Linked DNA regions of Homo sapiens: region 2 is linked to region 1. A link is an interaction called in ENCODE POLR2A ChIA-PET data of the cell type or tissue named here. Cell type or tissue: HepG2. All regions are shown on one strand. Links, peaks and the distances in the headings refer to the core of each region. The heading gives the core; the rest is flanking DNA.

What was found. ChIA-PET counts read pairs that join two places held together with the same protein. Peaks named below come from ENCODE experiments on the same cell type or tissue, not always from the same donor. Only the 100,000 strongest peaks of a DNase experiment are listed, where the experiment ranks them.
Region 2: POLR2A ChIA-PET joins it to region 1 with 5 read pairs; 2 of 35 experiments call an interaction of 5 or more read pairs at or near these places.

Annotation. Positions count from the first base shown.
Region 1 is chr20:3,101,304-3,106,631 of GRCh38, reverse strand. No RefSeq gene overlaps it. Among named protein-coding and RNA genes, the nearest start is that of UBOX5-AS1, 2.9 kb to the left of the region's middle. In HepG2, for the core only: CTCF peaks have their summits at 1,558 and 2,896; DNase peaks (open chromatin) are centred at 1,550 and 2,771.
Region 2 is chr20:2,944,971-2,950,347 of GRCh38, reverse strand. It overlaps PTPRA (protein tyrosine phosphatase receptor type A), which reads right to left. Exons shown (of 24, transcript NM_001385305.1): 3 at 2,324-2,366. Among named protein-coding and RNA genes, the nearest start is that of PTPRA, 74 kb to the right of the region's middle. In HepG2, for the core only: no CTCF peak of the experiment used is centred there; a DNase peak (open chromatin) is centred at 2,737; H3K4me3 peaks cover 1,069 bases.

The DNA of each region.
Region 1 (5,328 bases), core at 1-5,000:
GGCAGGGCTGGGTTGTGAATTAGTGAAAACCGCACTGTCCAGTAGAGTAGCCACTAGCCACAGTGGCTATTTAATTAAAAGTAAATGAATTTTTAAACTCGGTTCATTACTCACACCACCTACATTTAAAGTGCTTGATAGTCACATGGGGTTAGTGGCTACTGGGTTTCGGCCATAATCCCAAAAGACACAGTCCCAAAGGCCATAACACCGAATGTTGAAATCCCTAAAGATCAAAATCCCTGAAGTCTAAAATCCCTGATGTCTAATTGAATCCCCAAACCATAAGTGACAGATTTGAAATTAGGTACAATTAAGTCTTCTTAAATTTGGACTTTTGAGATTGTGATTTTTAGGATTTCAGACTTCAGGGATTTTGATCTTTCAGGATTTCAACATTTAGGATTATGGTGATGGGGATCCTGTTTTGGGAGTTATGATCAGCACAGGTGGGTCCTATATTGGACAGCACAGATAGAGACCATTTCCACCATCACCGAAAGTTCTCCTGGACAGTGCTGGGCCAAAATAAGAGCTTGTCGCCCTTCCCTCTTATGAACTGTCACCTGGGAGAGGAGGAAAGCCCCCCCCCCCATGGGGGCAGGAGAGCAAAACAATGGTGTACAAAATCAGACAGGCTTGAACCCCACCTGCCTTCCTCCCCCGCTGGGCAGAAGCGGTGCACCCAGGCTCCACCTGGCTGTAATGCACTCCCTCCCTTGCAGAGAGGTGCCTGAAATGGCTCTGTCTGTGCCAAGAGGGGTGACAAGATCTCCAGAGTGGCACAGGACTAAGGTGAGGACAAAGGAGGAAGACTTGGGAGGGTCAAGTTTATTCCCTCCGGGTTTTCACCAATAATAGGATAACGCTACCCTTAACCCGGCTATCAAGTGAGCACCACACAAACATCTTGATGTTTTCCCTTTCAATGTTTTTCTGTAAAGAAAAAAATATTTCTAGGTATATAGTGTGTGGGTCTGTTGCCTGCTATTTCTAACACTATCTCATGGACATTTGCCTTTGTCGTTAGATACTCTTCTTGTAAAGCTCATTTGTAGGCCGGGCACGGTGGTTTATGCCTGTAATCCCAGCACTTTGGGAGGCCGAGGTAGGTGGATCACCTGAGGTCGAGAGTTTGAGACCTGGCCAACATGGTGAAACCCTGTCTCTACTAAAAAGACAAAAAATTAGCCGGGTGTGGTGGCGCACGTCTGTAATCCCAGCTACTCAGGAGGCTGAGGCAGGAGAATCGCTTGAACCCGGGAGGCAGAGGTTCAAGTGATCTCACTAGCCAGGATCGCACCACTGCACTCCAGCCTGGGCAACAAGAGCAAAACTCCATCTCAAAAAAAAATAAAAATAAAGCTCATTTGTAAGAATAAGTCAAGGTAGCCAGGAAAACTCTGAAAAAGAACAGTTTGGTTTGTGGGTGGGGAGAACTAACCCACGAATACACAGGCAGATGAACAGAACAGAATGAAAAACCCATAGGCAGGCCCAACTACACATGGAAATTTTGTGTACTGCAAGGCAGGAATGGTGGAAAACTGACCTTTCCACAGGTGGCGCTGCAGTCACTGGGCGAATGAAACCATGGAAGAACTAGAGATAAATGGAAAACGAGAGAACTCCTTCGCAACCTGGGAGTGAGGAAAACTGTCCTAATTCAAAATCCAGGCCAGATGCGGTGGCTCACGCCTGTAATCCCAGCACTTTGGGTGGCCAAGGTGGGCGGATCACCTGAGGTCAGGAGTTAGAGACCACCTTGGCCAACATGGTGAAACCCCGTCTCTACTAAAAATACAAAAATTAGCCGGCGTCGTGGCGGGTGCCTGTAATCCCAGCTACTCAGGAGGCTGACGTGGGAGAATCACTTGAACCCAGGAGGCAGAGGTTGCAGGGAGCCGAGATGGCACCACTGTACTCCAGCCTGGGCGACAGAGCAAAACTCCATCTAAAACAAACAAACAAAAAAATTCAGATTCAGTAAGGAAAAAGACTGATAGATTTGACTACCTTAAGAAACAAAATAGAACAAACAAAAAAAACAGCCGGGCGTGGTGGCTCACGCCTGTACTTCCAACTCTTTGGGAGGCCAAGGAGGGAGAATCATTTGAGCCCAGGAGTTTGAGACCAGCCTGGGCAACACAGGGAGACCCTGTCTCTAAAAAAAATACAAAAATTAGCCAGGCATGGTGGTGCATGCCTGTAGTCCCAGCTACTCAGAAGGCCAAGGCAAGAGAATCACTTGAGCTTGGGAAGCAGAGGTTGCAGTGAGCCGAGATCGAGCCACTGTAATCCCAGCACTTTGGGAGGCCAAGGTGGGCGGATCACCTGAGGTCAGGAGTTTGAGACCAGCCTGGCAACATGATGAAACCCTGTCTCTACCTGTGCGACAGAGGGAGACCCTGTCTCAAAACAAACCAAAAACCCTCTTACATGGCAAAATTCATTAGCAAGTAAAAACGAAAATTACAAGCTTGGAAAATATATTTGCAACCTGTATTAAATGGTTAATACCCATAACATATAGCTTCTAAAAATAACAGATTCACAAAGAAATACAAATGGCTTTTAAACATGTAAACAATGTTCAGCCTCACTCATAATATGATGAAATAAAGAGGACCATGAAAAACTACTTCTTGCTTAGCAGATTGGCAAAAATCTCCATGTTTGGTCACAATCTGTAGGTGAGACTTCAGGTAAACAGGAGCTGTCATATACTAATGCTCAGAATACAAAGGGTACAATCTTTGGCGGGGAATGTGGCAATATCTGGCTGAGTCACGTATGCATGTACCCTTCTACCCAGCCATCCTACATCTAGGATTCTAGTCCAAAGATCCCCTGAAAAAATATGAAAAGAATTCCAGCCCCACCAGCAGGCAGCCTGGGCACCCAGAGCCAATCTTTGCAGGGCTGAGGAGCCATGTCACCCTCTGTGGAGGGGCCAGCTGTGTCCAGCCTATGGGCCCAGAAGCAAGTGCTTTACACATGCATGATTTTATCAAGGAGATTATGGAGACCTTGAAGGCCATCCATGCATGTTAAAAACCTTTGCATTCAAAAGCTTTAATAAAAGTTTATATATTGAATAAACAATGTCCTAGGCATTGCACTAAATGCCTATGTATTATCTTATTTAATCCCCACTTGGAGTTAGGATGAAACAGAGGCTCAGACCACAAAGAGCCCCTCTGATTGCCTACACGACCTACAGAAATGTCTTCACTTGATTTCAAATCCACTGTGCAATCCAGAACCAGAGGCACAACAGAGTCTAATTATGGAATAACAACCTCATGACCAGGCTCCAGCACAGCCTTTGAAATTCAGTATTACACCTCTAGGCACAAAAATAAAAGATGCTTCCCCCATAAAGGCTCAGCGGAGTTAGTCTCATGTAAATAGATGAATCTCCTGGTTGAAATGTGAATGGAAAAGTACTCGTCGTGTGCAGTTCCTGGGAGAGAAGGGTGTGGGGAGGAGGACGCACAGACGGGCTCAAGAACGGCCCTATCTACGACCCAGGGCTCTGGGTATTAGGATCCTACCGAAGTGCACTGCCTCTCTCCAGAGCCCCCAGTGTGGGATACACGTGGCCAAAGAAGATCCAATTTGAAAGAGAAACTAAACTGGGTGTTGGAAAACCTTGTGAGAGTCGGTAACCAAAGGAGGCCTGCGTGGTCCTGGTGGAGTGGGAAGGTGTGAAGGGCAGACAGTGGAACAGGCCCAGGAAGGTCAGTAAGCAGAGGCGGGAGTTGGGAGCAAAGCTGGGCTGAGGCCTACAATGTCCTCTAAACTGCTGGAGAGAACTGGGCTTGAAAAGGGAGGGGACAGGGAATCAGCATGGGGAGACAGAGGCACAGGCTGGCCTCCCCCTCCCATGATTCTTGATACCCTTCCCTTGGGCCCAGGGCCCAGACACCAGCTCTGACTCAGCGGATGAAATGCAACCCCATGGCTCATTAATTAGGAAGCCTGTAATTAGCCTGTCTCAGAAACCAGGAGCCTCCAGAGAGAGCCCCTCTCACCTGCCTTCCTCCCTTCCACCCAAAGGATGACATCAAGCTGGGGAGGTCCGGCCTCTGGGACTGAGGAGGGGAAAGTGAAGTGTGAGCAATAGGGGGAATGAGATACCAGGCACGCGTGTCTGCATGCGACAGCCTCGGCGAATTGACCTTCAATCATGAGATGATGGAAATGATGCGAAGTGGCCTAAACCCTAAATGTTTCCTCTACTGAAGAAACCCAGGGACAGGCTTGGGCGTGGCCCAGGTGGGTCTACAACACCTGCAAAGCTGCGAGCCCCTGCAACTCAGTCTGAGAGTGAAACCGCTTCCGTGGCCAGAATGTGGTTGGCACTGGGTGTGTGGTTGGCACTGTGGAGTGACTCGGCAGTGCTGCTTAGACGGCTGCTTTTAGCTGCCTCCCTCACGGCTTCCCTGCAGCTGCTTGTCCACCTTTCTCTTCAACCTTGGATTTTTCCACCTTGAAAAAATCTGTTCCAAAGCTTAGTCTCCTTTCCTCCTGGCTTCATGCCACTGATTATTTTAAATTATTGGCTGCCAATTATTTGGCCCACTTTCCCAGCCAAAAGTGGGCTCTGTTCCTTCTCTTGACCTTGGATAGGCTTGTGGCTGCTTCAGCCTATAAAGCGTGGCAACACTGACCTTCTGTGATTTCTGAGGCTAACATAAAATGCCATGTCACTCTGCCCTTGTTTTCTGGAGATTCACTCTTCATCGAAGCCCTGAGCTGCCATTCAATGGCTTCAAGAGTGAATCCAGGCTGGGCGCGGTGGCTCACGCCTGTAATCCCAACGCTTTGGGAGGCCAAGATGGGTGGATCACCTGAGGTCAGGAGTTCGAGACCAGCCTATCCAACATGGTGAAACCCCAAGTCTACTAAAAATACAAAAATTAGCTGGGTGAGGTGGCGGGTGCCTAATTCCAGCTACTCAGTAGGCCGAGGCAGGAGAATTGCTTGAACCTGGGAGGTGGTGGTTGCAGTGAGCTGAGATCTTGCCACTGCACTCCAGCAAGACCCTGTCTCAAAAAAAAAAAAAAAAAAAAAAAAAAGGTTGAATCCAACTCACAGGAAAGCAGGCAGTCCAGGCAACAGCACTGCAACTGAGCTGAGCCTTTGGGCAACTCCCGCCCAAGTGCCCAGGCATGTGAATGAAGAAGGCCCAGGTGATTTCAGCTTGTAGCCCGCCCCTCCTTCCTGTGGAGGCCCCAGACATTGTGGAACAGATAAAAGGTGTTCACTGTGACCGTCAGAACCTGTGAGCATCATAAAATGGCGGTGGGTTGATACCACTGC
Region 2 (5,377 bases), core at 204-5,203, 160 kb after region 1:
ATATTATAAATCAAATGTGGAAATAATTACAGAAGTAGCAGATAAAAAACAGATTATCCACAATTATAGGCAAATAAAACTAAGAAAAATGAACGAATCTCTAGAAAAAGAATAAAAAACTAGCCCAGGAAGAACAAAAGACCTGAATATTCTTACAATTAAAGAGGTTGACCACAAGTTCAAATTTGTCCCACATAAAAAACACTGGACCCAGATGCTATTATAGGTGAGAAAACAAGAGTGACTAGTTCCCAGCTCATTCTAAGGAGAGAGCAAAACCAGGCACCAAAACTGGACAGAAACATTACAAGAAAGAAAATCACAGGCTCACTTTTACACAATAATATATATTCAAAAATCATAACAAAGTATCAACAAATTGAATCTAGCATATAAAAAAGATAAATCATGATCCAGTTGAGTTTATCCAAGATATACAAGGATATTTTAACATAAAATCTATAAATATAATTCACCCATATTAAAAGAGTTCATACAACCATTTCAACTGATGTAGAAAATGCATTAGATAAAAACATATGAATTCAAGATTTTAAAAAATCCTTTTAAATAGAAATAGAAGAAACCTTCCTTAACCTGATAAAAGTTACTATTTAAAAAAAAAAACAATACGCAATTATCTTCAACAGAGAGAAACGGAAAGCATTCCTTTGAAAATCAGAAATAAAGTAATCTACTATCACTTCTATTCAGTATTGTATGAAAAGTCTGCCTTCGCAACAAGAAAAGAAATTTGGCCAGGCACAGTGGCTCATGCCACTGTAATGGCACTTTGGGAGGCTGAGATGGGAGGATTGCTTGAGCCCAGGAGTTCAAGACCAGGCTGGACAACATAGCAAAACCTTGTCTCTACGAAAAATTTTAAAAAGAAAAAGAAATTAAAATTATAACAATTAGAAAGGAGACTAATACTTGCAGAAAATCTGATTGTTTACATAGAAAACCTACGAGAATTTAGGCCAGGCATGGTGACAAAGCGAGAAAACATCTGAAAATAAAAAAATTAAAAAAAAAAAAAAGAAAATCTACAAGAATCCATAGGAAGTAAGTTATTGGAAATAACAGGGTAACTTTGTCAAGGTGATTAGATAGGTAATTTTTATACCCTAGCAAAAATAGCCACTGATTTGCACTCAAGAAAGGGTCTATTAGGTTAGGCAAGAACTAATCATGTGTAAATACTGATAAGGAATCAGATGGGAAGGAAGGGAAGGTACATAAGAAAGGCAAAAGTGGGAGAAGTTGTAGAAAAGTGAGAGAACTGAAATCTGACATCTTAAAGATTTCCCCATAAGTATGCAGCAAGATCACAGGCAAAGAGAGAAGGGGGAGATAGTGGGATATGGTTTTTTATTTTTATTTACTTTTTTTTTTTGAGACGGAGTCTCGCTCTGTCACCCAGGCTGGAGTGCAGTGGTGCAATCTCGGCTCACTGCAAGCTCCGCCTCCCGGGTTCACGCCATTCTCCTGCCTCAGCCTCCCCAGCAGCTGGGACTACAGGTGCCCGCCACCACGCCCAGCTAATTTTTTTCTATTTTTAGTACAGACAGGGTTTCACTGTGTTAGCCAGGATGGTCTTGATCTCCTGACCTTGTGATCCGCCCACCTTGGCCTCCCAAAGTGCTGGGATTCCAGGCGTGAGCCACCGTGCCTGGTGGTTTTTTAAAGTATTAAGAATAATACTGGTGCTATAGAAAATGGCGGGAAGTGCTGACACCAGGCAGCCCAGCAGTCCTGAGGGCCCAGGTGAGATAAGATCCATTTTTCCAGGATTCTTTTCTGAAAAAATGCTCTAAGCACTAATGGTATGGCAAACATACAGAATTAAGGTTTTGCTAGATGAATGTAATGAAACTATAAGCAACGAGGTTGAGTACTGGGAAGAGAATGGATGAACTGCTGAACCACAGAGTCTAGCATTGACAGGAAACTAAAGCAGATACTAGAGACATTAGAGAAAATAAAAAACTTAAGTGGCTAAAACCCCAAAAGTTGAGAATATTTTATAGTGGGAATAACATAGTAGGTAAACTGGAAGGCTCCAAGAAGCTAATTTCACCAGAATTTTTTGGAGCCTATTGTAGTTGATGGGCTATAGTCCTTGAAAAATCAACACATATCACTAATTTTAAATACCATTCCCTTGACATGTATCGGTCTCAGTAAAATGCAAATCCTTTACTATGCACCCCCACCCCAGATTATGCCATAAGCAGCTTGCTAAGTAGCCCTTCAGAATTCCATGTTTCCTTTCTTCCTCTATTCTTGTAGAAAAAACTTAAAAAACTATTTCAGTACTTACTAGCTTCTTTTAAAAAGTTAATTATGCTCTTTGAACATGTGTCCTAGAAAAAAAGAAATAAAAAACAGTTAATTAGGAGTATCTAGGTTATGTGAAGCATTCATCAACCTCCTATTGACAGAAATTATCGATAGGCAAATTTTATATATAAGTAACTTTAACATGAACACTTCTTAAACTTTGGCCTCATAATTTCACAAAAATTAGGCTGCAAGTCACCATATTCATCAGATACTGGCAGACACTAACTTCTGCGGCTATGACACCAAGCAATACTGAAATCTCTTATCTTTCCAGGGGGGTTGTTCATGTATTCAGTGTTTGCAAAGAGTTCCTGCTGAGCTAAACACAGTCCACTGTGCACTCTACGAAAGAGTCCATGAGACAAGCATGGGGGAGGGTAGGAAGTTTAATACTTTCACAATGCCTGTGGAGACGCTGGCAGTGATGAAAGCCTAGAAAACTCATGAAAGGACCTTTTATGAGCAGGGTGAATGTAGAGCACAAAAGCAAAGTCAGATGACCCACTTAAAGCTTTGCCTTTACTGATGAGAATTCATTCTCATTCCAGATTAGTCTCTCTCTAGAAAAAGCAAACCTTATATAAGAGTTGGAAAATTAAGATACAGGAAGTATAATTCTACTAAATTCCAGTTTTTCCTTCTCAAATATCAGCCTAAGTCCTAAGGTCTGTGGCCAAAGACAGAAAATACAAGGCGCTGAGAAATATGCTATTTATCTTGGTGTAACAATCTCTGACTGTTGGGGTTTGAGGAAATTTAAGCTCTACAATCCATAGATCAGACCAGAAGTTTAGGGTAGTAATATTATGAGAGGAAATAGTTTCTTTCTGGAACTTATATAAAGCAAATAAATGGTAAACCTGATTTGCAAGGTAATGACAGTCCAAGTTCCTTCAAAGCAGAGAACCACTTATTTGCTCATTCATTCAACTAAGTTCCTTGTCTTGTGCCAGGCTGGAGAGAGAAAGCAGCTCCTGTCCTCAAGGAGCTCACATCTCAGGCATCTTCTCACCCTCCTTTCTCATGTTAACCAAAACATTTCAGGTTCATCAATGAAACTCTTCATCCAGGAGGCAGATAAAATGGCTTCTCTTCATTTTGATTCATTTACTCTTTCTTTTATTTATTTTATTATTATTATTTTTTTTTTTTCTGAGAAGGAGTCTCGCTCTGTTGCCCAGGCTGGAGTGCAGTGGCGTGATCTCGGCTCACTGCAACCTCTGCCTCCCGGGTTCAAGCGATTCTCCTGCCTCAGCCTCCCAAGTAGCTGGGATTACAGGCATGCGCCACCACGCCCGGCTAATTTTTGTAATTTTAGTAGAGATGGGGTTTCACCATGTTGGTCAGGCTGGTGTCAAACTCCTGACCTTGTGATCCGCCTGCCTCAGCCTCCCAAAGTGCTGGGATTACAGGTGTGAGCCACCATGCCCGGCCTACTCTTTCTTTTAAACAGAGAAATAAGATGGAATATTTTTATCCCATCTTTTCTTCTGTAATTAAAAAAGGAATACGAAGAAACTTGACATAGTCTCTCTCCTCATGTGCTCTCTTACTTCCCATCCCAATTCCATGTTTGCTCTCTTTTTCCTCTCTCCTTCTGTTTTGTTGTGAATGAAGAATTAGGTAACTAGTCCAAAACTACAGAGCTACACCTGGAGCCTAGATTCACTGGTAGCCAAATCACTAATTTTTCTGAAGGTAAATGGGAGAAAAATGGGGGTTGGGGGGAAAGCTCATTAATACAGTTCTAAGTCAATCTCAACTCCCCACTGCGCAACCTCCCCTCCCTCCTCCCACATACTTTTTTGGTTGTCATCTAGTCTTCACACTGGTAACTGCTTCTGCCTGGCGGTTTCTGTTCTAAGCCCTCTTAGTTTTTGGCTTAAACAAAACCTGTCCCTGCTAATTATGGTAGACCCATTCTTATCCCCTGTGTAGTCCAAATATTCACAACCATAGCAGCCTACTCATTGCTTTCATAGAACTTAATATATTTATTAATTACTTAGCTATATAAATATATCTATCTTAAAGATATAGATATATATATATACACACACGCATATATATATTGAGATGGAGTCTCACTCTGTCACCCAGGCTGGATTACAGTGGCACAATCTCAGCTCACTGCAACCTCTACCTCCCGGGCTTGAGTGACTGTCATGCCGCAGCCTCTCGAGTAGCTGGGATTACAGGCACCTGCCACCACGTCTGGCTAATTTTTGTATTTTCAGAAGAGACAGGGTTTCACCATGTTGGCAAGGCTGGCCTCAAACTCCTGACCTCAAGTGATCCACCTGCCTTGACTTCATAAAGTGCTGGGATTACAGGTGTAAGCCACTGTACCCGGCCTATAATAAATAAATAAATAAATATTTATTTATTTACACACACACACACACACACACACACACACCTGCCAATTATAATCAAGCTCCGTGCTCCATACAGACCAAAGAGAGGTCTGCTCTGCTCACAAGACCTACCCAACATCTAGCAAAGTACTCCACACATAATAGGTATATTAGGTAGTGAAATGAAGTTGACCACCCCTGTAGGGACTACAGCCCTGCTTAAAAGCAAATCAGTCCCTGAAACTGAATTAAAATGATTGAAGACTCCTAGGCAAAGCTAGAAACAAACGTAAATCCTCTCTTGAAAAATATATCATAGGTCTCAGGTCATTTCTATAAATAATTTTAAAACTACAGTGTCTAGTCCATAAAAAGGCAACATGAGAATCAGTAAGAAACAGACAAGAAGAACAGTCCTGTAGCATTAAGAATTTTAGTCAAGAATGGTATAAAAATGTAATAGCAGATCTGAAAAAAAGATCTTAATGGATAAATTTAAGAACAGGTAAAATATACCTGAAGAGAGAATTAGTGAGCTGGTAAATAGGTCAAAAGGAAGTATCTAGAATGAAGCAGAGAGAAGCAAAAAGATTTATAAAAAAATACCAAAGAGAAGGTAAGAGGTATAAAGGATACAATGAAATGATCTAACCTACATGTAATTTCAGTTTCAG